Regions from separate parts of the Homo sapiens genome. Here regions 1, 2 and 3 are each linked to region 4. Evidence: chromatin contacts called from ENCODE Hi-C or POLR2A ChIA-PET data. All regions are on one chromosome and are shown on one strand. Each heading gives the region's core, a stretch centred on a gene start or an enhancer-like site at or near the end of the contact. The rest is flanking DNA. Distances are from core to core; before and after follow the strand shown.

Region 1 (7,223 bases), core at 1-2,500, 770 kb before region 4:
TTCTACATCATTTGTATTCTGCATGGTACGTACAATAGCAGACACCATCTGAGGAGAACGCATGATAGCGTGTCTGGAAGCTTCCTTTTTAGAAAGCTGATGGACCATAACTGCAGCCTTATTAACCACCACCTGTAATACAGGAATTCAGAAACATCGTTAGTTTTCAAGTACTGGTATTGGGTAGACATTCTGAAACTACTCCCCTTGAGCATTTACTTCAAAGCAGACTAAAAAGCTAGCTATGTCATTGCTTACCTGGTCCTCGTCATTTAGCAGTTTTGTCAGTTCAGGGATTGCACGTGTGGCAAGTTCTGCATCATCTTGATAGTTAATCAAGTTTACAACTGCATGTTTCAGCATCTGTGATGGTTCAGCCAAACGCTGGACATTAGTGGGATGAGCAGCATCAAACTGTGTAGATGGGATCTGCATGCCCTCATCTAATGTCTCAGGGAACATAGCAGCTCGTACCCTCTGAGCTCGAGTCATTGCATACTGTCCATCAATATCTGGAAAAGGTTAATTCAACACTCACTATCCACAGTTCAGCATTTACCTAAGTATTTGCTATCCTAAATGGTAAAAGTGACATTGCTATTACTCTCTTTTCTTCACCACAACATTTTATTTAAACTATTATACACTAACTTTTTAGTTCTCAAAACTGCATTCTGACTTTCAGTAAGGCAATGAAAAATAATACTCTTACCAGCTACTTGTTCTTGAGTGAAGGACTGAGAAAATCCCTGTTCCCACTCATACAGGACTTGGGAGGTATCCACATCCTCTTCCTCAGGATTGCCTTTACCACTCAGAGAAGGAGCTGTGGTAGTGGCACCAGAATGGATTCCAGAGTCCAGGTAAGACTGTTGCTGCCAGTGACTAACAGCCGCTTTTCTGTCTGGTTCCATGGCCATGTCCAACTCCATCAAATCAGCTATAAATACGAAACAGTATTAGCATTAGTAGATTGGAAATGTTACTTTAATTTAAAAAAAAAGAATCTGTGATATGACCCATTGAAATATTTTTAGAAATAAAGTCAAATCTGAAAGACAGCCAAGAAAAGCAGAATGATAGCCAGGGTTAGCTCAGTGATGAAATACCTAATCCCTTAGGGAACCACCTAACAGTTACTCACTGAATCAGTGGAAGAATGGTACTGCATCCAGGCTCCAGAAGCAGTCATCCAGACTAGATTCCTGCTGGTGGCTTGTTTGCTATTTCACCAAGCCATTAGGAGGAGTGAGCAGAAAATGGAGCAAAAGGTAGCCTGACAAGTAAGCAGGGAGAGAGGAAAGCAGGGGGATCTCAGCCAGACTGGCTTAATGGCAACGAAGCAGAGCCCCAATTCAGTAACTAAAGATTTAATGACACAAACCTTGAGTAGCCATTGTCCACGCTGGATTTTCAAAACAGTTGTATGGTATACTTCAAATACCCTAAAAAAAGTTAATCAAAAGTCATTAGGATTTAAATTTAGCTTGATTAATACTCCTAAGTCACTGGGATACCTGTTAAATGTCACTATTACACCCACAAAAAAAACCCATATCCTCTTTTACCAGGTTAGTGAAACGCAGACCTCATGGTCTCCTCCAGACACCTCAACCACAGCTCCATCACTGCTGAACTTCAGTGAAAACTCCTCCTTACCAAAAATGTCTTTTTATTAATAGTATAAATATTAATTATAGATATTCAGGATGGTGATGAAAAAGCACAGAGTTGTAATAATAAAAGCCAGGGAGGGGAAAACACTATTCAAAAATCAGCTGCTCTCTGAATTCCTAAAGGTCTCTCCTTTTTTAACCTTTCACAGAAAAATTCACAGATCCCCTTTGGATAACAGAGGTACAGTGGGATTTTAAAAACTCCACATTTTCTTTAACAAGTTGTTTTCTGATATAGTGCCATCAAAAATTATTTTTCATAAAGCAAATTTTGGTGACTAGAATAGCGAATTTTAGATTTTTTGGTACAAAGAAAAATTACTTTTCAAATGAAAGTTTGCAACACAAAAGCACCTTTATTAGTAAAATTTTTCTAAGTTCAAATTTACAGCAATGATTTATTATAAATACAAATATTACCAATATGGATACATATTTTGATCAATATTTTAAAAATTTATATAAATCTTATCATCTAATTTGTCCGTATTTTGCCTTTATTGTGCAATATTGAAAAAAACTGCATCACACAGGGAACTACTTGCAAATTAGAACAGTTTAAGGGCTCATGGCCTCTAGATATTTCTAATAACACGATTTCCTTTATTACAAAATCTGTCCCAAACAAGTTCATCTTGAACTATAAATTAACATATTGGGTATGTAAAGATATGGAATAAAATATTTAAGTGTGAACTATGTTTTGTTTTTTTTTGAGACAGAGTTTTGGTCTCTTGCCAAACCAGGCTGGAGTGCAGAGGTGCATACTGGGCTCACTGCAACCTCCGCCTCCCAGGTTCAAGTGATTTTCCTATCTCAGATGTGAGCCAACACCTGGCCTTAGTTTCTATCTTTTGACTGTCTTTAAAAGAGTGGCTATGTAACTACTTCACCACCTTTCTGAAAAATTGGTTCCCCACTCCAGCCTCCAATGTATTTCTGCAAAAGGAGACTCCAAACATGTTCTACACTGAGCTTCTCCTTTGGCCAATGTCAACAGACTCAGAAACCAACTGGTCATGTCTATAGGCTATATAGCTATTTCAGAAGTGCTTTGATACATCCGGCTTCCAGGAACATTTTTTTATAGTACTGTTTTTCCTTGTTGTTGATGCAAAGGCAAAACATTTACGCATATTACTGGGTAAACTCTGTGTGGGCTGACCTAGTAACTTGACCGCAATTTATAATGATTTCATTTTTACAATGGAAAAAAGCAAGTTCATGTTCCAAATTTACAATAGCCATTTGTACACTGGGACTTCCCAACATTACATATATATTTTTTAGCTTTTAAAATTTATGCAACATAAATAAAAATTCATCTTGCTCTTCACTGCAACCCTATGAGGTGAAGGAGGGTAAAAACCTATCAGTAGATAGAGAAGTAAAAACAAAGGGTAGAAATGGGGATCTAATTAGGTAACAGCATAGACTCACTCACCTTGTACCTGCTCTGGAGGCAGATCCACATATGCCAAAAAACTGAGCATTAACTGCTAAAGAAATCAAATAGACTGCCAAGCAAGACCTAGGGCAGAACCCTGCTCCGGAAAGGAAAAGGAAAGCCTTCCTCTTTCTTTTTCTGGCCTGAGCCTTTGGACTAAGGGCTGTCTCTCCTCCACCACACCCTGCCAACCATTAAGGGCCCAATTCTAGTGCTCCCAATTAGCCAAAACTTACCAATCACTTCAGGAAAATTTTTTTTTAAAGCAACGAAAAAACTGACTCCATAGAAACTGAGATAAAACTTGAAACTAGGGATAGGGTGGAGAGAGAAACAGAACACTTCAATTTAGTATCTCCATAAATACTGGAGAGAATAAATAAAAACAAAAAGTTGAATAGAAACTAAAATTGAGAAAACTGCCTAGAGTACAAAAAAATGACAAAGACAAAAAATACAACAGAAGAAATCACGATCAATTCAGGAGATCAAAGGTCCAACCAGTAGACATTTCAGAAAGAATTATGAAGAAACAAAAATGATAAAATCCACTAAGTACCAATCAAGAGGGAGGAGTGCTTAAAAATTATGAAGTACAATCATGCACTGCATAAGGACATTTCAGTCAAGATGGACTACATATGCTACAGTGGCCCCACAAGATTTTAATTCTGTATTTTTACTGGATCTTTTCTATGTTTAGGTAAACAAGCCAGGCGAAGTGGCTTGTAATTCTAACACTTTGGGAGGCGGGTGGATTGCTGCAGCACAAGAGTTCCAAGACCAGCCTGGACAACACAGCGAAATTCCATCTCTACAAAAAAATGTTAAAAATTAGCCAGGTGTGGTAGTATGTGCCTGTAGTCCTAGCCACTGGGGAGGCTGAGGCAAAGAGGATCACTTAGGAGTTCAAGGTTATAGTGAGCTATGATCACACCAATGCATCCAGCCTGGGCAACAGAGCAAGACCCTGTCTCTTAAAAGAATTTAAAAAAAAAAAAAAGGATACATAAATACCACTGTTTCAACTGCCTATAGTAACACGCTATACAGCTTTACACCCTAGAAGCAACAGGCTATACTATATAGGCTAGGCATGCAGTACACTATGCCATCTAGGTTTGTATAAGTACTACGCTAAATGTTTCAAGACACAGATTATCATTAAACTACAGACTACATTAGAATGCTGTGTTTTCCAACAGCTTTATCACCACCAAGTGATGTTTTGACAAAGAGGGGGCTAGCCAACTTCTCATGTATTTTCCATCCAGTCTAATGCATCCATGCATCTTTTTTTTGGCAATATGAACATAATACTCTTTCCAACTACAAGGATACTTCAAAATTCACCGTGCTATTTCCGATTTTAACCCTATAAATGTCTCCAGTCAAAGTCAATGGGAGAAATCTTGCCACAACTAATATATAATAGATTTCACACTGAAGTTATTTTTCCTCTTCCCATCAGGACAGAATTATCTTAATTACCTTAGTTTTCAGTAAGTTTGAGTATTATTAACTAGGAGTAAATCTGCTACATAAAAATATAAAGCAGACATATTTTAAAACCACAGTTTTATACTAGCAATTCATAATTCACTTTTCCAATAATCAAGATCCAAAGAATTATTCCCCGTTTTAAAGTTAGAAAGTGCTACTCTATTTCATAAGCATGATAAACTTTTGATACACCTTCAGGGATTTTTAAAAAGTTCTTAGTAAAATTTGTAAATCTAAAAACACATGCATATGCATTTTCATTAACTGTCACCAGTAATACTTTGCCATCTAGAAAATGTATGCAATTTCCTCAAATCTTCCTGTTTTAACACACTTCATGCAACACTAACATTTTAAGTTACAACTCACTCCAGGTTCTTTTCTGCTTTCTTCCTTCACAGCTTTCTTCGGGGAGGGGGGTGGGGTGGGTGGGTGAGGGTGTGGGTGTGGGTGTGGGTGTGTGTGTTCTCAAGGTGTCTTGTCATCCTCGAATAGTCAATAAGCATCAAACATCAAATGACCCTTGGTCCTCCAAACACTAAAATGTATGCCTTTGGTACTGTCTTTAAATAGGTACACAAATGGTTATTAGAAGTATGAAATCTTCTCAGGTAGGAAACAGAAGGTAAATGGAAAAAAAAAAGAAATAGGAAATCTCTTTATGGCTGGGAAAAATTAGTATGTTTCCAGAATGAGCTGTTCTTCATAACTGTCTTCCTTCCTCAGCCATAAATATATGCCTCAAATAAATTAATATTTTTATTTATCATCTCCATCATATGAGTCCACCACACAGTAAATGATGACATTTTGGTATGTTTGGTATATTAAACTCACTGCTATGTATTTTTAAAAATAAAAATATAAAATTCCTTGTGAAGACTATTATAAAATATTATCATCTGGATTGTATCGTATGTCTATACTATAAGCTACCTCCTCCATTCTGAGCTTGTTCTTCCCCATTTTGTCTATTATTCCAACAATGCTGCAATAAACACCTTTGCATATAAATAATTCTCTTAATTTCCCATATCACCAGAAGTTCTAGAAACACTGTTACTGAGTTTAAGGGTAAGAATTTTAAGTCCTTTCATGCATAGCTCCACAATACTGACAGATCATAAACTGAGATAATTTTCACAGAACATATTGAACATGCTGCCATCTTACCAAGGGCTTGTCAGCACCAGCTGTTATCTGACACAACTTTTAATAGATATGTCCACACATCTAACATACATACCATCACCCGCCCATCCTACAGGGTTTTAAATTCCAATAAGTTCATATGCTTATTTATTTGCTACATGTAATGTAGGCTTTTGGCTTGCCAGATTTTTGATGTCATCCTTTTATATTTTTGTGAAGTACATGTATACAGTATACATAAAAAGCCCCTTGATAGTCATTGATATAGCACATATAGGCCAACTGGATGTCTTAGAATATAATTTTACTGTTTAAAATAATTAGATTATGGTAACATCCTTTGCATGTGTGATTTATTGTTAGTCTCACCAATGAGTAACTCCACACAGCATCTTTGATCAGTAACATAATCCTAAAATAAATACTGGTACTTCAGGGGAAAAAAAAGACAATGTTTTTAAACAATCTTTCACTCCATCTCCAAGAACATATTATCACAAAAAGCAGACTGTTTTTCTCCAACTTATATTAACATAAGCAGCCAAAAAGACTGATAATGTTAAAGCACAGCTATCTCCTTTAAGATACATCCTGAATAGGCTTTATCTCAGAGGCACATTTTCTAAATAATTTTCACAGAATATACTGAATTTCCAAAATATAATTTTATACCAATTAAGTTAAAAAACAGAACAATGCTTCATATAGTTTATGAAGTAAAAGTATGCAAAGAATATACACTAGCTTCTTAATAGCGGGCTATCAATACAGGAGGCCTGGGGGCAGCAAAGGGAATAGGATGGAAAAAAGTATTAAATATGGCTGCAATTCGGCAAGGTGTGGTGGCTCACACCTGTAATCCCAACACTTTGGGAAGCCAAGGCAGGTGGATTGTCTGAGTCCAGGAGTTCAAGACCAGCCTGGGCAACATGGTGAAACCCTGTCTCTACTAAAAATACTATTTTTAAAACTTATTTAAAAATTGGCTGGGTGTGGTGGCATATGCCGCTGTAGTCCCAGCTACTTGGGAAGCTGAGGTGGGAGAATCATCTGAGCCCAGTGTCCTGCGACACTTTTATACCCATTTTATGTGGATTTTATAGTATGATAAGGCTGAACAGAAAACAACTCTTAGTTTAACCAAATTTTTAATAAAACTGGCCATATCACAATTACATACAAAAACTATTTTCCTATACACAAATAGGACAGATTTCATTCATAACAGTAAAATGAGATACATACGAGAGTAAATGGGAAGATATGTCTTGTTCTTGATTTAAGAAGAACTATAAGGAGGAACCAGTTCCATCACATTTATAATGTTATCATTAAGATAACATTATAAATCAACAACCACAGCAATTCAAGTATTGTATTATTAGGAAAGAAATGGGTAAGAGACTGTAGTAGGCAGAAAAACACCCAGATATAATGTGGCAATT
Region 2 (6,359 bases), core at 2,133-4,632, 660 kb before region 4:
TGGGGATTCAGAAGCTGTGGATGTCAGATGCCAACTCCTTAAGGGCTGAAATGGTTTTATATAATAACAGAGGCGGGGGCCTACAAAATGAAGAAAGAATCTAATTCAGTGCTTGGGCTGAAATGGGAACTGGAAACGAAGGGGGAGCATTCTTAAAAATAGCTCACTCAGAGAGAAGAATGCAGCTTGTCTCCCAGCGGCAGGCTCAACCCTTGGGTGAATTATAGGAACCTACTGTAGGCCTTGTGCGTTCCCTTTTGAAATGTTGATCGTGGCTAAAAGGAGGTGGTTGAATGGAAGGCTGCTGGTGACTGATGCTCAGAGCAGTTCTTGGCACTGGACGAGGCTGCCAGGCCTCCATTTGCAACCTACACAGGCAACATGCCACTGGGACACATATGCCTCGTTCCCTCCCACTAATTATGTATGCATCTCCTATTGCGGGAACTCCAAACCCTTCACAGAGGCACACACAAGTCTCTAAAAAGGGATGAGGAAGGAGCCTTTGGGAGCCCAGGGAAAGGCGGGGGAGAGTGAGAGAGAATGAAGGGAGAGCAGTAAGACAGGAGATAATGATGTGGCACCTTCGGGACCCAGTGGCCCCGGGAGACACAAAAAGAGGAGGCTGGGGAGTGGGGAGAAGGAGGAGAGAGAGACCAGATGGGGATAAGAAGCCCGCAGGGATAAGCGGAGGGAATCCAGACAAACAGAAACAGAAGGAAGGAGGAGGATTGTCGATGGGAGGAAAAGGAGGCAGTCATTTCCTTGCTGGATAGTAAAGGAATGGGGCACAGCACCCTTCACCCCTCCCACAGGCTGCAAATAATTCCTTCTTCCTGTGCCCCAACCCCACCCTGTGTTTATAAGAGGAGCCATGCTTGATTCTGTTTTGCAGTCATCTTTGCTTCTAGCGGACAACTCCTGGGAAAAGTTTGGAAATCTTACAATTGTTGCAGGCTTTCACTGCAGTCTTTCAGCTTGTCAAGTGGTCACTTAGCAGATGTGCTAGGTTCATCAAGGGATCTCTGGGTCAGTCCTCTTCTGCTCTCTGGAAGGTTTGCCTTTGAGTGATTACCAGTCCACGTGCCCCATCTTTATCTCCTCAGACTCCACCAATCTGGACAGGGTCCCCTAATGGTTTCTTCCCTGGTCTGAGATCCCTGAGAAAGTGTGCAGGCAGGCAGACAAGGCAGCCTACAGCCCTTGCTGTAGCATCTTCCAAATTTAAACCAACAAGGAGGAGGAAGGGAAGAGGGCAAGAGCTTTGTCCTGCATTCCTGGTAGCCTGTATGGCACCACCATGGAGGCTCCTGCTGTGCTCTTGGCAGCTGCCCATCTCCCATGGCACCTTTTATTTCCATATACCTGCTGACCTCAAGCATGCAATTTTTTCCTTTTTAAGAGACAGGGTCTCACTCAGGCTGGAGAGCAGTGGTGTGATCATAACTCACTATAACCTCGTACTCCTGGGCTCAATCCATCCTCCCACCTTAGCCTTCCAAGTAGCTAGGACTACAGGTGCAGGCCACCATGTCTTGCTAATTTTTTCATTTTTAGTTTTTTTGTATTGATGAGGTCTCATTATGTTGCCCAGGCTGGTCTTGATCTCCTGAACTCAAGTGATCCTTCTGCTTTGGCCTCCAAAATTGTTGGGATTATAGGTATGAGCCACCACAAGTGTGCAGCCACATGTCTCTCTCTGCCTAGGGACTTTGACCTGGGAGCAGCCCTAAACCAATGACTGGTGTGCAAATGCACCAGCTTCCTTGTCCCTTGGATGGCACAACTCTGAGGCATGTCCTATCCAGTCTCCCAGAGAGCCATCATGGGACTGAGCCCAGTTGCGCACAGAGGCATCTTGATCAGGAACACCCCCTGTACTGTCCTTTCCTTCCCCGTCTCACTTTCCTTACTATCCTATTGGAATTTCCTGGGATTACCTCCCAAATAAACAATGTGCCTTCGAACTCTAATCTCCTGAGGGCACTAGCCCAAGGCAGGGGCTGTGTGGTTGGAGCAGCTCCTCCCAGATCACGTGAGTGGAGGGGACGTGAAGGGCTGTGTCACCAAGGTGTTAGCACTTCACAAACGAGGGGCTATTTATCATCCACTGGTTGGGGTTTGGGTTTCCTAGAGACCACTCAGACAACTTGCTGGTGTTTCCACAGTGATGTAGTTTGGATATTTGTCTCCACCCAAATCTCATGTTGAATTATAATCCCCAGTGCTGGAGGTGGGGCTAGTGGGAGGTGTTTGGGTCACGGGGGCGGATCTCTCATGGCTTGGTGTAGTCTTTACGATAGTGGTGAGCTCTTGTGAGATGTGGTTGTTTAAAAGTATGTGGGACCTCTCCCCTAGCACTCTCTCTCTCTTGCTCCTGCTCTCACCATGTGACGTGCCTGCTCTTGCTTTGCCTTCTGCCATGAGTAAAAGCCTCCTCAGCCTCCTCAGAAGCAGATGCTGCCATGCTTCCTGGACAGCCTGCAGAACTGTGAATCAATTAAACCTCTTTTCTTTATAAATTACCCAGTCTCAGGTATTTCTTTATAGCAATGCACGAATTGCCTAGTACACACAGAGACTGGCAGGAGCTACCTTAGGTAACAAACAACAGAAAAACAAGAAAACAGTGGGAAAAGAATATGCACAGTAACTTTTGCACGTTGACGGACATACTTTGAGAATTAACAACCCAAATCGAGTGAAAAGCCTTTAAAGCAAAGTATGGGCATGGAGAGAACTGACCTGGCTGACTCTGACCCTTCTCAAACTCTGATCTGTGACGTGGATGCAGGCAATAGAAACATGGAGTGTGGCTGCCTCTGACCCCAAGGAGAGTGACCCTGGGGTCTTAAGAGAGGAGTTGTGGTGTCTGGAAAGAGTCTGATCATTGGAGGAGACAGGCTAGGGTGGAGTCCCTGCTCCCCATGCTCTAATTGTGTTTACCCTGAGAAAAAGATTTAACTTCTCTGAACCTCAGTTTCCCCATCTGTAAAAGGGAGGCCATAAAACCCCACAGAATTGTCATGAAGATTAAAAACAACATAATGCCTGTCTGGCAGCTAGTATCAGTCAGGCTTCCTTTTCTCTTTTCTTTGTCCTTTCAGGGAGCCGTACCCTTGGCCTGACTGAGGCCAGGTTTAGGGGAAAAGGAAGCGTGTCTCAAGTGCCCCGGCCACAAGGTCAGGCATTGGGTTGGCCGACTACCCCAGCTCCCCACATGCAGCCAGTCTGCGTCAGTGGGCGTGGGAAAGAGACGTAAACGCTGAAGGGCACTAAACACGAGTTAGACATGCCATTCCGCACCACCAACACATTTCAAAAGTGCACATCACAAGGCTCTTGTTGAAGCCCTGGCGGCCAGCCAGGGTCAGACCACAAAAGGAAGTTGTTTCCTCGCTGGAGCTGCTGGGCGGCTGGGCGTGGTCAGAGCGCCACATCATTGCAGAATGCAGGGCTCTTTGGTGACTTCCTGTCCTCCCATCCATTTTTTTCTCCTATGGGCCCTGCTGCACTGCCCTGGTAATGCCCCAGCCAGCCAGAAAAGTCAGCATTCACCTGACCTTTCCCTATGTCACAGAAATGGAAGGTCTGTGATATTCACATGGGCCCTGTTGCAGTGGCCACCACAGCCTTCCAGGCCTCTACCTTGGCTTTTTCTCCCCTTGGAGTATAAGGAAACGGTTATTTTATCCACAGTTGGTAGCAATCACATTTCGTCTGTATCATTGAGGTCTGAAAGGCAGCCACGGGCCCCAGAGGTGGCAGAAGGTCTGTGATGCAGCTGGAGTAAGTCAGGCCTCGTTCCCAGCAGACAATCTGCAAATATTTATTGAGGGTCTGCTCTGCACCCAGGGCTGCGGGGCACACAGAGACGCCCCGTGTGAGACAAGGAGCTTGTGTTCTGACTGGGAAGGCCAGACTGACACACAGGAAACCAGGGGGTCCTGTTGACCCTGAGCTATGCTTTTAATGCACGATTGTGTGGTAAGGTGTAGGCCAAATACCAAGACATTGGTCTTAGGCTCCGTGATCTGGTGCATTCTCAGAATCTGGAGAAGATTGTAGAAGTTAATCTTGTTTTGCCCAGGGGCTTTCCTCCAAGCAGCACTAAATCCACTAAATCCCCACATGGTCTCTAGCCCCTTTTCTCTCATTGGTCTTTTTGCCCTTTATCTTTAACTCCACTTAAGTTTTATTCCTTCAAACTAAGACTATAAACATTCAGAAATTGTTTGCACTTATCAATTAGTCCTCAAAAATACCTTGCAAGGGACGTCCTGCTATTTTTCTTTTCCAGAGGAGGAAACAGGCTGAATGTGATAAGTGGCACAGCCAGGATCACAAAGAGGGTTGATCTGTCCTGTGTGGTCCCTAACTCTTAGGGTTCTCATAGGTGGGGTAGAACTGGAAAAGATGCTGGCAGAGTCAGCTCTGTGCTTGGGCTTGCAAGAATGTCAGTCCATGGAAGCAGGATCCTCAAATATCACATAAATAGACTCTAAATCCTAAGAAATGAAAAAAATGAAACTAAATTCACAATTCCTATATGCCTACCCACCTGAGATAGCTACCTATTTGGATAAATACCTATATATACTTTTGCATGCATTGAAATATTGTGACTCAAGTAATGGGACAGTAGAAAGTGCTTTTTAATTTATCTTTATTTTTTATTTGGAGACATGATCTCACTCTGTCCCCAGGCTGGAGTGCAGTGGTGTGATCATAGCTCACTATAGCCTTGAACTTCTGAGCTCACGCTATCCTTCTGCCTCAGCCTTCTGAATGGCTGGGACTACAGGTGTGTGCCACCATATCTGGCTAATTTTGTTGTTGTTGAGACGGAGTCTTGCTATATTGCTCAGGGAGGTCTCTAACTCTTGGGCTCAAGCAATCCTCCTGCCTCGGCCTCCCAACACTGGGATTATAGTTGTGAGCCACTGCTTTGCCTGTTTTTTTTTTTTTAATCTTGAGTCATTGAACTCTCATTGGTTGGACTATGTACTGACATTTGCACCTAGAACTAGTCTAACTCTTTTAGGGCTCCCTTAGTTTTACTCAGCCCATTTGCCATTCTTGCTCTGTACAAGACAACTTCTGTTGTTGGAATTTGAGTCCAGTGTATAGCATGTCTCTTCTCCACCTGGATTCTGAATCATTGAGGCAGATCTAGAAAGCCTCTGGATTGACAACGGAAAATCAGCATCCTCACCAGCAAAGCTGATGGTAGAGAATGAACCTTAGCTATGTGGCAACTGTGGATATCAAAATACCAAACTTATGATTAGACAGACTTACATCTCAAGCAGGCTTTGCTGAACCATTGCAGTCCTCCCCAGGTGGGGGCCGACCCTACATTTGGGGAGCAGGGAAGAATGCAGGTCTCCTGCAGGCTGCCAGAGCCCAAAGACACAAGAACTTCTCAGTAGCTTTTTTCGACCTCATCCAATCAGGGAAGAGTGCAGGGTGGGTAGAGGTCAGGGTTATTAAGCAGGTAAAGCCCCTTCCCCAAGAGTGCAAACCATGCCATAGCTACACGAACGACAGAGTCACTCTCCATAAGCACAGCCTTTCTAACCCCATGTAACTCAACTCTGGCTGTTTCGAAGACCTATCATTGAGTTCAGGGGTTGAAGGTCAATTTGTTGGTAGCTGCCTGGGGTTGTTCATTGGACAGGGATGAGAGGGTGGAGAAAAGGACCTTGACAATCTGTTGCAACATTTTCCTGCACAAAGAGGCCTAGTAATGTGCTCATTAATGGCACGGTGATTAAACCTGGGTTTAAGTCCTGGCTTTTTTCCTAATTTCCTTATCTATAGCATGGAGATAATAATTATACTTACTTTTTTTTTTAAACATGAATTTAATGAAATAATTTCCAACAAAGGCCTTAGCACAGTTCCTGGCACGTAGTAACTGCTTAATGAGTATTTGCTTTTATTACGTCCAGTGGAATGCCTTGTGCTGAGATCATCACGCTTCCGTAGAGCACCTGCCACTCCGTTTTCTTATTTGTACAATGGCAATGTAGTCAGCTCATGTCTAATCCTGAGCATGGTGCTGGACACACAGCATCTGTGTTAGTTAATTCCACCAGCAAGTGCCTTCCTGACTCAAAGCTGAGCTCTTTGTATTATACTAAGGGAATTAGTGTTTGGACTAGGGATAACAGCAGGGGATAATGTGAAGTTGCTGCTCAGTCATGGTGGGAGGAGAACCTGGGGCCTTGGAGGAAGAAAAACATGGTTCTAGCTGGTCAGTGATGAGCATGAAAAGGGAGATGGAGGCAGCCAAAGATAAGCTTCTCTGCTTTTCTACTTTTTTCCTTGCAGAGGGAACTTCTAGGATCCAGGTG
Region 3 (6,631 bases), core at 912-3,411, 510 kb before region 4:
GAGAGAGAAACTCAGGGACAAATTCCAGATTCTCACCTGAGCAACTGGTGGATGCTCGGTGAGAGGAATGGGTTATAGGTTTCATTTTAAACAAATTAAGTTTGAGATAATATGATATATCCAAATGTGTGATATCATCTAGTGAGTCTAGAGCTAGGAAGTGAGGTCTGGGCTGAAAATATACCTTCGAGACTTGTCAGCATTTGCACGATATTTAAAACCACAGGCCAGCTCAGTGTGTAGGGCTCCAACTGACACCCTATTCTTATTCTCTTTTTTGTGCCAACTGGCCTAGAATTTTAATAGAGCCCTGGCTGCCCTGCTGACCCCAGCATGTTCATGCTGCGTCTACAGTGGCCTATGCCAAGGGGTGGTCCCTGGGGCACACCAGACCTCCTCTTCTTCTCTACAACAGTCTTGTGTTAGCAAGGCCAGTCCAACATGACTGGCACCAGAGCCTTACACTATAACACCTTTCTTCTTGGAAAGGCCCCAGGCACCAAGCGCTGTCTGTGAAGAAGACTGGAGAGCCAAGATGTAGAATTAGGCATGTGTGTGGGCTGAGGGCCCAGTGCAGCACATGGAACTTTGTAGGTGAAGTTTTCTGCTTTCCCTGGTTCTAGATCTTTGTATCTCAGGTCCTAGGCTCTTCCCAGTTCTGGAAGATCCCAGTGTCTTTCTCTGAGCTTCCTTTTCTTTTAGAATTGCATGTTCAAGGACCTTTAACAAATACTCAACTCCCTTAACATTTTTTTTTCTAATTTCATCTAAATGTTCACCTAAGCTGTTCATTCTCTGTCTTCTAGAAGTTAGTGAAACAGAATTATCAGAACCAGGCTCTCTTTTGGATGCAGTTGGTGTTTCTCCAAGGTGCTTATTACCTGTTACGGTTATTGCATGCTGGGACTGAGGTATAAACACTTCTGCTCAGGAGACCGAAGGCAGGTTAGGGGAGGCTGTAGGTACCTAGTTGGTAGAGTTTGCTGCAGAATCCTGGAAACAATATTTGGTCTAGGCTCAGACAGCTCTAGTTCAATGCCAAGATCTGCCTGGTATTAGCTGTATGGCATAGGACATGCCATTTATTGTTCCTTCAGTTTCTGCATCGTAAATAGTGATGATTTCAGGATTGTTGTTAGATTATGAGGAATATGGGAGAGTGCTTTGTACACTGTAAACACAATTACAAATGTAGTATGTTTTTCCTGTGCACACTCAGCAATTTGTATGATTAACTCTTTTGCATCTCTGCTTCTCCCTGTTGCTCTAGTTTGTTCACATCCAGGGGGCTAGATCAGACAAGCCTACACAGCTAGTAGCAGGTACGAGGAGGCATCGGATTGTGGCAGCTTCTTCTCTCCAAAGATGCCTCATGTCATTGTGCTTTCAAGGAAAAACAGCAAAGTATTTTTTTCGTTTTTTTTTAATTGGTATGTTGATATCTACTGGCGTACATTTTGTGTAACAATAGGCAAATATTAGGATTGTTAAGATGTTAGAGTAGGGAGAAGGATGCAGGGAATAGAGGACAGAGATAAATTTTACAGTTTGTGAAGATATGCGTGTTCACATCTTGTTTTGTTTTTCCTTTACCCAAACAAATAAATAAGAAAAACTGCCCACTTTGCTCTCTTATCTACCCTTCCTGTGTTCTCATTGGGGCAGAGCTCTGCTGGGGAAGGAAGCGGCCACAACCCCAGGCATTTACTACCTGTTCTCCCCACCTGCTATTTGAGAGAAGTTTTCAAGCTGAAGTTCGTACAGCTGCATTCACTTGGACATGAATATCTGGGAGTTCACGGGTTTGTCTGCCCCTTTGGCCTGAGAGAGCTGGGCGGAAGCCTCCTTGACGTCTGTGTTGACTCTCTGTTTCTCTGGTTTTTCTCTGGCCCAGTTTCCTGTTCACCTCTGTCCTCTGCTGTCTGGTAGGCTTGACTCATAGGAAACCACAGCCAAGTCACCTAGTGGTCTGAGTCACTGACCTTTGGAGCATCTCTTTCTTAAAAAACAATAAAGACAAAAGTAAGTGCCTAAGTAAGTACTGCATTTTGCAATAGATTTCAGCTAAGTATTGCACTGAACGGTTAGTTCTGGGAAGTCCCCACTTGTGACTTATTTTTGGCAACTGTGCTATAAGCAAATCATTTTATCTCCTAGCAACCGACTTCCCTCTTCCCTCCCTCCCTCCCTCCTTTGTATCCACAAGTGTTTGCTGAGAACCCTTTGTGTCCAGGCACTACATTAGGTTCTGAGCACAAAATGAAGACATAGAATGGTCCTCAACAAGCTGCTGATGCCCATAAGAAAGAGGCCTGCAAACATGTGTAAACAAGTGTGACAAGTTCACCGGCAAGGGGCAGCACAGGGTGGCACTGAACTCAGCCTCGGTATTGCCCTGACCACATGGCTGCATGTGAGCATGCCAGGTGAGGTGAGCAGGAGAGATGTTCTAGGCAGCGTTGGATGATTCTCTGTCACATTCCTTTGTGGTCAACTGAATTGCTCTCTTCAACTGCAGCTTTCACTGAGGCCACTTGAGGTTGCACAACTCCTTCCAGACACAGGTGAGCTCCACAGAGGGAGGATATGGACAAGGGGCTAGATTGGAAGGAAGATGGAGGAGAGTGATCCTTACAGCCCTGACATCGGTCAAGGGAGGCTAATAGCAGTGACCTTCCCCATCAATGTCATGTGGACTGGACAGCAATGACCAGGTGATCCATTGGTGGGGAAGTGTCCCCACAGGGACAATGGGGAACAGTCTATTCAGAAGGGACAATATGCTCGTAGCTGATGCTTTTGGCACCCTGTAACAAATCCCCTCAGCACACCTATGATTTTGTCACAGATCTGGTAGAGAGTGCAATGTGGGTTCCCATGACAATGCCCTCTTGAAACATGAAAAATGCTTCCCTGTTTTTTTGCCTCAAAGCCATCTCTGAAACTGGGAGCCCAGTCAGCCCCCAAGCAAGTACAACCTGCAAGTATGGAGAGGTAACGCCCTAGGAGCCATCTCTAACCAGTGAAGAATGAGAGCCAGTAAGCAAGTCTAGCCACTCCTCTTTTGGAGGGAACATTCTAGAAGGCATTCTGCACACTTGCCAAAGGTCACAGAAGAATTGAGCCCCTGTTGCCCAAAGCAGCAACCTTAATGATGCACACTCAGTGGCTTTTCATTCTTCCCTGTCTCACTCTCTCCCTTTTCTTTCACCTCTGCTTTTTGGGATCTCCTCCCAAATAAACCACCTGCACCAAGTCCTTGTGTCTAGTCTCAGGCTGTGATTTTAAGGGAGCCCAAACTAAGAGAGCAATATTATTAAAATTAAAGTTTTGAAATGAAAAGCATTTGAAGGTCCACTAGCAGTCTCCTTAAAATACCACCTACTACCTTTTGGTATTACCATTTATACCTGAGCCAGAGGAAAGGAGAATTCCAAAAAAGGCCTTAAAAACCCTCTGACCCACAGGAAATAGCTGCCATCTAGTCAGGCTGGGCAAAGGGCTTAGTAATACAGAAAGTGAAAAGGGGCTCATGGGGGCCTTAGCAGGGTGACTCAATTTAGTGGGTGAGAAGGAATTCTTGTTTAACTTAGGGGAAAACTACTGGGTAATATTCTTTTCCCTAGTCATAATGGTTACATTAAAAAAAAAAAAAACCCACATCGCTAGAAGGGCTAATGGTTAAGAAAAGATTGGGACAATGAGGCTCTATATGAACTAAAACGCTTATATTGTTACATTCATAAAAGCATGTTGAATTAAGAAAATAACAGGAATTTTATAGTTTGAAAATGAAAATAAAAGTTAATAGACACAAGGCTTCAAGATGGCTGACTAGAGGCATCTGGTACTTGCTTCCTCTGCAAAGAACTGAAACAGTGAGTGGATAATCACACTTAGAATAGATCATCTAAGAGGGAACACTGGAATGCAACAGGAAAGCGATAGGAAACACCTAAAGCAAGGAAGGAGAGGAAAGCAAGGCAGCCTGATTGGCTAGGAGTATGGAGAGGCTCTCCAATGCAGGAAAAGGGTAAGTCAGAGACCCCCAGTGGTCTGCATTCCCAACACAGACTCCTGCAATCCTAGCCACGAAAGAACCTCTTGACCACCAAGGCTGAAGTGCAAGCTGCTGCACATTTTCATGAGCCCTGAGGATAGACACTCCCACCTGCCACTGCCGCTTGGGGCTGAAATACATGCTCCCCAGCCACCTGCCTACTGCTTCTGCCACTCAAAGCAACCCTTCCCTCCCTAGGAGGGCTGCAGTGAAGCTGCTGCCACCTGCACTCATGTAAGCATTCCTCCAGAGCCTGAAAATCACCCAACCCCTGCCTACCACAGCCAGCACCTGCATGTGCAACCAGGTCCTCCTGGCCCAGCTTCACCCTCTCCAATGCCCAAGCATGCTTCCCGGGGGCCTGAGGATTACCTAACCCCATCCACCATCATTGATACCTAAGCACTCCTCCAGAGGGCTTGAGGTTGAGCCCACCCAATGTGTCACTACCACTACAGCTGGCACCTACCCACACATGCCACATATGGGCCTGGGGACTGGCCCACCCATCCTGTTGCAGCCACCCGCAATACCAGTGCAGGCTGCTCAGGAGCCAGACAGTTGTTCCACCACTGATACTGCCATTGCCCATGTCATGCTTGCTGTTCAGGGTCTGAAGCCTACTCACCCATCCACCAGGTCCATGATGGCAACTACTAGCACCTGAGCAAGTCCTCAAGGGGCCCAAGAATTGACCCACCTGAACCTGTGAACACTGATGCCAGTGTATGCTGCCCTAGGGCCCAAGGACAGGAATGCTCAGTTTGCCACTGCCATTGCTGAAGCCCATGGACTGATTTACCTGGTGTTTCCATCCTCAGCAAAACTTCACCACAGCCTCCATTAACAACTGCACCCTAAGCCACAAATACCACTGAATGCTGTTTATAGCCAAATAAACCATATGAAGACCACACTATTGCAGGCACTCAGAATCAAAGCCAAAGTGCCCTACCCAGCTAATACCATAGACACACGTTCAGAAAAAAGTCCTCCCCTACAAAAGGAAATACAAAAAGTTGGTAGAAGTAACTATTACACCAGATGCACAGATAATGTAAAGAACACAAGAGACAGAAAAAAGCAAGGAAATATGACACCTCCAAATGAACACAAAAATTCTCCAGCAGTAGATTTCAATGAAAAAAATTTATGAAATTCTGGAAAAAGAATTCAAAATAATATGATTAAAGAAACAGTGAGGTATAAGAAAACACAGATAAATAATATAAGAAATCAGGAATGTGATTCAGATTCTGAATGAGAAATATACCAAAACAGATAGCTACCATCAAAAAGAACAAAATTTTAGAACTGAAAAACTTTGCATTGAATAAAATGCGAAATACATTTGAAAATTTCAAGAATAGATCAGATTGAACAGGAAAAAAAAAGTCAGAATTAAAGACAGGACTTTTGAAATAACCCAGTCAAACAACAATAAAGAAAAAAGAATGAACAAAGCCTACGTAACATACAGAATACCATAAAGCAATCAAAAAAATTTCTGGTTTAGAATTTCTTAGAATTTCATATTGCCTTGCTTTTTCATGTTTCTTGTGTTCCTACATTTTTGTCTGTGCGTCTTGTGTAACAGTTACTTCTTCCAATTCTTTGAATTTGCTTTTGTAGAGGAGAACTTTTTTCTGAAGATACATATGATGTTGATTGGGTAGGGCTCTTTGGCTTTGATTCTGGGTGCATGCAGTAGTATAATCTTCATATGATTTCTTTGGCTATAAACAGAAGGCAAAGAGGAAATGAAAGGGATGGAAGACCTATTTGACAAAATAATAACTGAAAACTTCCCAAGTCTAGCAAGAGATTTAGATATTGAGATACAGGAAACTCAGAGATCCTCAAATAGATACAATTTAAAAAGATCTTCATGGCACATTATAGTCAAACTGTCAAAGGTCAAAGACAGAGTATTCTTAAAACAGCAAGAGGAAAGCATCTAGTCACTTATAGAGGAACTTGCTTCAGACAAACAGTAGATTCTCAGCAGAAACCTTATAGGACAGGAAATAATAAAATGATATATTCAAGTGCCAAAACAAAATAAACCTGCCAGTCAAAGATACTATACCTAGGAAACTTATTCTTCATAAATGAGGGAGAAATAAAGTCTTTCCTAACAAGCAAAAGCTGAGGGAACTTATCATCACTAGACAAGCCCCAAAAGAAATGCTTAAGGGAGTCCTACAGCTGGAAGTCAAAGGATAATATCTACCATCAGAAAAATAATGAAAGTATAAAACCCACTAGTAGAAGAAACTCACAAATAAAGAAGGGAAAGAATTCAATTGTTACCACTATAGAAAACCACAAAATCACAAGGATAAACAATAAGTAAAAAGAAAAGAATAAAAGACATATAAAGCAATCAGAAATCAATTAATAAAATGATAGGAATAAGCCATCACATATCAAAAATAGCCTTGAATATAAATAGATGATACAGTTAAAAGATATACACTGACTGAATGGATTAAAAAATGACCCAACTATATGCTGCCTATAAGAAACTCACCTCACATGTAAAGACACATAAAGTCTGAAAGTAAAGGA
Region 4 (6,368 bases), core at 2,789-5,288:
ATCAGCTTTGAAGTCACTCATTATCAAAGACACTTTCTTTGTTCCTTGAAAAGCACTCTTCCTGTTACACAACACCTGGTACACTATGTATTTTACTTATTTTTGTGTTCAGTAAGCCAGAATAGGTTATTAACTTCAAGCATATTTTAATCAAAACTGTAATCCAGTCCCTTTTTTTTTTTGAGAGAGGATCTTGCTTGCCACCCAGGCTGGAATGCAATAGTATGATCATGGCTCACTGTAGCCTCAACCTTCTAGGCTCAAGCCATCCTCCTGCCTCAGCCTCCCAAGTAGCTGGGACTACAGGTGCATACCAGCACACCCAGCTAATTTTTATATTTTTTGTAGAGACAGGGTCTTGCTACGTTGCCCAGGCTGGTCTCCAACTCCTGGGCTCAAGCAACCCTCCACCTTGGCCTCCTGAAGTGCTGGGATTACAGGTATGAGCCACTGCACCCAGCCCAGCCCATTTTATGAATTTAAAAACTACCTCTTGACCAGGCGCAGTGGCTCACACCTGTAATCCCAGCACTTTGGGAGGTCAAGATGGGTGGATCACCTGAGGTCAGGAGTTCAAGACCAGGTTGGCCAACATAGTGAAACCCCATCTCTACTAAAAACACAAAAATTAGCTGGGCGTGGTTGCAGGTGCCTATAATCCCAGCTACTTGGGAGCCTGAGGTTGCAGTGAGTCAAGATTGCGTCACTGCACTCTAGCCTGGGTGACAAAGTGAGACTCCGTGTCAAAAGAAAAAAAAAACCCTCAAAAAAAACACAAAAAACCCACCTCTGACTATATATAATTCCACTCGGGCAGTGGACGTGTTGAAAACCATTCTTTTTTTTTTTCTTTTTTTGAGACAGGGTCTTGCTCTGTAACCCAGGATGGAGAATGCACTGGCGCAACGTTGGCTCACTGTGACCTCTGCTTCCTAGGTTCTAGCAATTCTTCTGTTCCATCCACCCAAATAGCTGGGGCTACAGGAGTACACTACCACACTGGGCTAATTTTTGGACTTTTAGTGGAGACGGGGTTGGCTAGGCTGGTCTCAAATTCCTGACCTCAAGTTATCTACCTGCCTTGGCCTCCCAGAGTGCTGAGATTACAGGTATGAGCCACTGCACACATCCGAGCCATTCATTCTCGTAACAAACAAGGTAATTAATATTAACTGTTAGGCTTTTTTTTAAAAAAAAATTTACAGTAACAATTTGTGGCCAAACATCCTAAAAATAAAATCCAGGGTGTCCAGGGATCCAAGGCAGAATTACAAGAGTACCTAGTGAAAAATCTAAGTTACCAAGTATTTTCTACTGCTTTGAACTTTGACAAGTATCCTCAAGCTTCACCCCTAATTGGTATGTCACAGTAGTAGCAGCATGGCTATGTTCACTCGAGGTTGTTCAAGTGGCATGTTTTCAACTACCAGTACTTCAAAATCCATTATGTGTTAATACACGTCCCACAGTGCCTGTAGTGCTCAGCATACAGTAAGTTTTTTTTTTTTTTTTTTTTTTGAAACGGAGTCTCGCTCTGTCACCCAGGCTGGAGTGCAGTGTTGCGATCTCGGCTCACTGCAAGCTCCGCCTCCCGGGCTCACGCCATTCTCCTGCCTCAGCCTCTGAAGTAGCTGGGACTACAGGTGTCCGCCACCATGCCCGGAATATTTTTTTTTTGTATTTTTAGTAGAGACGGGGTTTCACCGTGTTAGCCAGGACGGTCTCCATCTCCTGACCTCGTGATCCACCCGCCTCGGCCTTCCAAAGTGCTGGGATTATAGGCGTGAGCCACCGCGCCCGGCCAACATACAGCAAGTTTTTGACTATTTTTTAAAGCATGCAAAATTACATGTTCCACTGCAACCATCATTGTGGGTTGAATTAACTGTATAGCAACACACTAAAGTGTTTTAATTTTCATGTCAAAAAAGAACTGCTATTCACTGCCTCACTTAAATGTAAGCTAGGGATAAAACCTCTTATATTAAATACTGTGTAACTGACACACACTGAGAGCTTATCTAATGATAGCTAGTAGCAATAAACACAAGACTTAGTATTGTTGTTTACTTTAAGCTAAAAATTTGGCAGAAACCAGAAGAAAAGAAGATGGCAAATCTAAACAAAGGCAAAGCCCTAAACTACCAGGATAGAAAAGTGACCTCAAGGCATTTATTTTATTTATTTATTTTTGAGACAGGGTCTCACTCTGTCATCCAGGCTGGAGTGCAGTGGCATGATCACGGCTCTCTGCAGCCTCGACCTCGCTAAAACGATCCTCCCAACTCAGCACCCCCAAGGCCCCCCTACCTGGGATTACAGGCGCGTGCCACCATGCCCAACGAATTTTTTTTTTATTTTTTGTAGAGATGGGGGTTTTCGCCATGTTGCCCATGCTGGTCTTGAAACTTGGGCTCAAGAGACCCTCCCACCGTGGCCTCCCAAAGTACTGGGATTACAGGCATGAGCTATCACGCGCAGGCAAGACATTTTAAAAGTAAATAATCCCTGTCTACTTCTATGATGCAAATCCCTCTTCAGGATGGCTCTGAATCTTCCGTATTGTTTACTCCAAAACAAACTTTTACTAGCATAAACAAATCTGGGGATGGGAGGGAGGAGTGATTAGTGGACAGTTACCTGTGCGGAAACTTGAGGATGAAATCAGTGAGCTGCATGCACTTGAAAGGCATGGCCTGTCTCCTCACTTGAGTGCAAGGTCCATCGACCAAAGCCTAGAACACAAACATCAAGAACTTCAGTGCAAAATCTAACAGCAATTAAAATGGTCAGATGGTTCTGTAACATTACTTATCCGTTCAGGGCCATCAAACCCACACTACTATTTTAATAAATTGCTCAGAAAAGACAAGGATTGTCCTATCTGGGTTATATATATGTATGTCTTTTGCTCAACACAAACATTTCTCCACATCATTAAATGCTCCTTCTTAAACTATATAGTACCCCATAGAAACCAACCACATGTAATTTACAGGCAACTTTAGGACTCTGATCCCTGCTGATTTATAGTCAGTGGTCAACTCCTTAGTTTGCTTGTTTCAAATACACAGCAGTAAATACAAAAGTGCTTTCTACGTGCTGGATCTGTTCTAAACTCACTTTACGTATAGTAACTCATTTAAAACTAACCAACGTTTCAGCCTATAACTGGCTCTAGCTTAAGTGGCTAATACTGAAATTCAATACTAATAGCTAACTTCAGGCTGTGCTTAAAACCCGTACCATTACCTGTTTCCTCAATGGTAAAATAAAGCGACTACCCATAGCATCCTCATCTTACACAGCCATCGAGACAATTCATTATTGCCATCTGCAGGGCACATGTCCACTGCCATGTTTAGTAAAAAGTTGTGACACTTACCCTGTTCTGATCAATAACATCTACAATCGCGACCAATTTTCCGGCATGAGGTCCAAAGGAGACATAGGCCACCCGGCCAACCTCCACGAAGCGCCTGAACACCTAAAATTGGAGGAGAAAGGACAGTGAAACTTACTTAGAAATACTCGCTACATATGTCACCTTCTGCAGCTAAAGACAACATGGTTAAATTCAGCGAAAAAGAATGCTGCAGGGAACAAACGCCCGAGAGCCAGGCGCCAACCTGGATGGACGAAATCAGCAAACGCCTCAGTAGCTTAAGCCCGGTTCCCAACGCCCGCCAGCTCCCAGGTCCGCAAGGCCCACACGGCAGGACAAGGCTCTCGGACCACGAGCCGCATCAGCCATCCAGCTCCAGCGGCGGAGGCGCGCACGCGTGGCCCAAGGCGCGCCAGGCCTGCCGGGCCCTCCACGCGCTCGCCAGCGGCGAGTCCGGGAAGGGCGCGAGTCCGGGAAGGGCCCGATTCCGCTGCACAGCCGGCCCGGGGACCCTCACCATGCGCTTCCCGGGACCCTCTGGGAGCCGTTTGGCGCCTCAGCTTCCCAGCGGAGGTGGAGGTCGAGCGGCATGGTCGACGGCCCCGGAGCCCGCAACAGTAAGACTCACCATGTTGGCGGCGTTAGGCGAGAAGGAAGAAGACCCGCCCAACCCTGCGCATGTGTAGAAGAACGCACCGCCCCTGCGGTAACGAGTCACCGACGTGAGCACCGATTGGTTGGTGCGTGCGTGCGTGCGTGCGTACGCACGCGCTCGCAAGCTCACTGGGAAAACATGGCGGAGTCGGCTGGCGTTAAGTTGCTTTTTGGCAAAGTTGGGCGGCGAGATTGTTTTTGGTGATTTGGATTAGAAAGCTGCAGGAGGGTCATCGCTTAGTAATTTAGGGTTAAGAGTACAGAAGCTATGTCTTCCGTTGGTCGCATGCCATTTGAGTTCCTTTTTATTTCCTCGAGTTTTATTTGTTGGTTATTCATGGCTAGGTCTGTTCGCTCCTCACGTTCTCTCCTAATCTCAGTAACTTTGTTAACCTTTCATTTTCAAGTAATTCACAGTTACAGAAATATTGCTAAACTAGTACAAATAATTCCCACAAACCCTTCTAGATTCCACAAATGTTAACGTTTTGCATGTGCTATATCATTTGAAAGGAAATTGCCGACATGATGTCCTTCTATCGCTACATTTTTTTTTTTTTAAAGACGGAGTCTCGGTCTGTTGCCCAGGTTGGAGTGCAGTGGCGGGGGCTTGGCTCACCGCAACCTCCGCCTCCCGGGTTCAAGTGATTCTCCAGCCTCAGCCTCCCAAGTAGCCGGGACTACAGGCGCGCGCCACCATGGCCGGCTAATTTTTTTGCATTTTTAGTAGAGACAGGGTTTCACTATGTTGGCCAGGCTGGTCTCGAACTCCTGACCTCGTGATCTGCCTCCCTCAGCTTCCTAAAGTGCTGGGATTACAGGCGTGAGCCGCCGTGCCTGGCGTTACATTCTTTTATAGAGACAGGGTCTCCCTCAGTCGCTCAGGCTGGAGTGCAGTGGCGCGATCATGGTTCCCTGCAGCCTCTAACTTCTGAGTGAAGACGATCCTCTCGTCTCGGCCTTCCAAAGTGTTGGGATTACCGGCGTGAGCCACCATGCCCAGCCTATCTATACGTTCTTAAAATGTGTATTTCCTAACAACAGAGAGATTCTCTTATGTCATCAGTACACTTATCAAAATCAGGAAATTGATATTGCAATAGTACTATTATCTAACCTTCAGTCCTTATTCAAATTTATAAGTTGTTGCTCCTATGTTCCTTGGAGCAAATGGGAAAAAAAATTGTTTTTCCAGGCTCTTGATCTAATGGAGGATTACAAATTGCAATTATTTATCAGGTCTCTAGTCTTTAACTGATAGTTTTAGATTTAACTGTTAAATTTGTAACATGGGTTTGTTGGAGTTTTCCTCATTGGATTCAGATAGTGAATTTTTGGTAGAAATGCTATGTCCTTGGTGCATCACATCAGAATACATTCTCTCTCTCTTCACTCTCTCTCTCTCTATATATATACGCACACACAAACACTTTTTTTTTTCTTTCTTTTTTTGAGATGGACTCTCCCTCTGTCACCCAGGCTGGAGTGCAGTGGTGCGATCTCGGCTCACTGCCACCTCTGCCTCCCAGGTTCAAGCAGTTCTCTGCCTCCCGGGTTCAAGCAGTTCTCTGCCTCATCCTCCCAAGTACCTGGGATTACAGGTGCCTGCCACCACGCCCGGCTAATTTTTGTGTTTTAAGTAGAGACAGGGTTTCACCATTTTGGCCAGGCTAGTCTTGAACTCCTGACCTTGTGATTCACTTGCCTCAGCCTCCCAGAAGTGCTAGGATTACAAACGTGAGCCACTGTGCTTGGCCACACACATATACATTTTTTCGAAGAGATGGGGTCTGGCTGTGTTGCCCAGGCTGGAGTGCAGTAGCTATTCACAGGTCTGATTGTAGCCTGCTACAGCCTTGAACTCATGGGCTCAAGCAGTTCTGCTTCAGCCTCCAGAATAGTTGGGACTACAGGAATACACCACCACACATGGGTTCCCAATATTGTGGTGGTATTTTATTCTTTAGATTTTTACCCAGGCCAGTGCAGAGAGGTGTTACCTTTTATCACTTGATTAAGGTGATGATCTTTGCCATGACAGTTCCCAGATGTATTTCAAGCCTTTCCTCTAAGCTCTATGCCAGCATATCTTCCCTGAGACTGCTCTAGCAGCCTCCTAAATTCTGTCTTTAATCTGTTCTCTGCTCAGCAGTTAGAGGGATCTTTTAAGTAAGTAAATCAGATCACATTATTTCCTGTTTTTAACAGTTCGATTGCTTTTCATAATATTTGGAATAAAATCTCAACTTCTTACTCTGGCCTTGTATCATATGCTTTAATACCCAGATACACCTTATGCCATCCCTCCTTCATTGTGTTGAAGCCACAC

Evidence for each region. A loop is a pair of places that touch in the nucleus more often than their neighbours do. ChIA-PET counts read pairs that join two places held with the same protein, here RNA polymerase II (POLR2A). Pooled maps may share reads with other maps.
Region 1: a loop to region 4 is called in a map of ascending aorta, with 3 times the contacts of the local background. The contact joins the enhancer-like site here to the promoter of RPL14 in region 4. A Hi-C loop is called at or near these places in 2 of 168 maps with a recorded cell type or tissue (CD14-positive monocyte and ascending aorta), 1 of 37 single-sample maps with no recorded cell type and 4 of 50 pooled maps. POLR2A ChIA-PET finds 5 or more read pairs at or near these places in 5 of 52 experiments (CD4-positive, alpha-beta memory T cell, IMR-90, OCI-LY7 and 2 more).
Region 2: a loop to region 4 is called in a map of CD8-positive, alpha-beta T cell, with 10 times the contacts of the local background. The contact joins the enhancer-like site here to the promoter of RPL14 in region 4. A Hi-C loop is called at or near these places in 3 of 168 maps with a recorded cell type or tissue (CD8-positive, alpha-beta T cell, HepG2 and naive thymus-derived CD4-positive, alpha-beta T cell) and 12 of 50 pooled maps. POLR2A ChIA-PET finds 5 or more read pairs at or near these places in 1 of 52 experiments (A673).
Region 3: a loop to region 4 is called in a map of prostate gland, with 4 times the contacts of the local background. The contact joins the enhancer-like site here to the promoter of RPL14 in region 4. A Hi-C loop is called at or near these places in 3 of 168 maps with a recorded cell type or tissue (ascending aorta, prostate gland and thyroid gland), 5 of 37 single-sample maps with no recorded cell type and 12 of 50 pooled maps.

The regions. Positions count from the first base shown.
Region 1 is chr3:41,218,243-41,225,465 of GRCh38, reverse strand. CTNNB1 (catenin beta 1) reads right to left here. Exons shown (of 15, transcript NM_001904.4): 2 at 1,385-1,445; 3 at 713-940; 4 at 259-512; 5 at 1-132. The coding sequence starts at 1,397. Among named protein-coding and RNA genes, the nearest start is that of CTNNB1, 22 kb to the right of the region's middle. RefSeq lists an enhancer at 1-1,058. Within about 2 kb of position 1,250, at least 3 of the 41 ENCODE cell types and tissues checked have a DNase peak (open chromatin) inside an H3K27ac peak, as active enhancers do; they include ascending aorta, where a contact is called at or near this core.
Region 2 is chr3:41,114,579-41,120,937 of GRCh38, reverse strand. No RefSeq gene overlaps it. Among named protein-coding and RNA genes, the nearest start is that of CTNNB1, 82 kb to the left of the region's middle. RefSeq lists enhancers at 3,256-3,385, 5,506-5,800. Within about 2 kb of position 3,382, at least 13 of the 41 ENCODE cell types and tissues checked have a DNase peak (open chromatin) inside an H3K27ac peak, as active enhancers do; they include CD8-positive, alpha-beta T cell, where a contact is called at or near this core.
Region 3 is chr3:40,967,166-40,973,796 of GRCh38, reverse strand. No RefSeq gene overlaps it. Among named protein-coding and RNA genes, the nearest start is that of CTNNB1, 230 kb to the left of the region's middle. RefSeq lists a silencer at 2,144-2,193 and enhancers at 1,486-2,685, 4,524-5,024. Within about 2 kb of position 2,161, at least 29 of the 41 ENCODE cell types and tissues checked have a DNase peak (open chromatin) inside an H3K27ac peak, as active enhancers do; they include prostate gland and thyroid gland, where a contact is called at or near this core.
Region 4 is chr3:40,455,009-40,461,376 of GRCh38, reverse strand. It overlaps RPL14 (ribosomal protein L14), which reads right to left and starts at 4,038. Exons shown (of 6, transcript NM_001034996.3): 1 at 3,903-4,038; 2 at 3,386-3,487; 3 at 2,641-2,735. The coding sequence starts at 3,905. RefSeq lists silencers at 2,245-2,539, 3,753-3,802 and an enhancer at 3,945-4,239.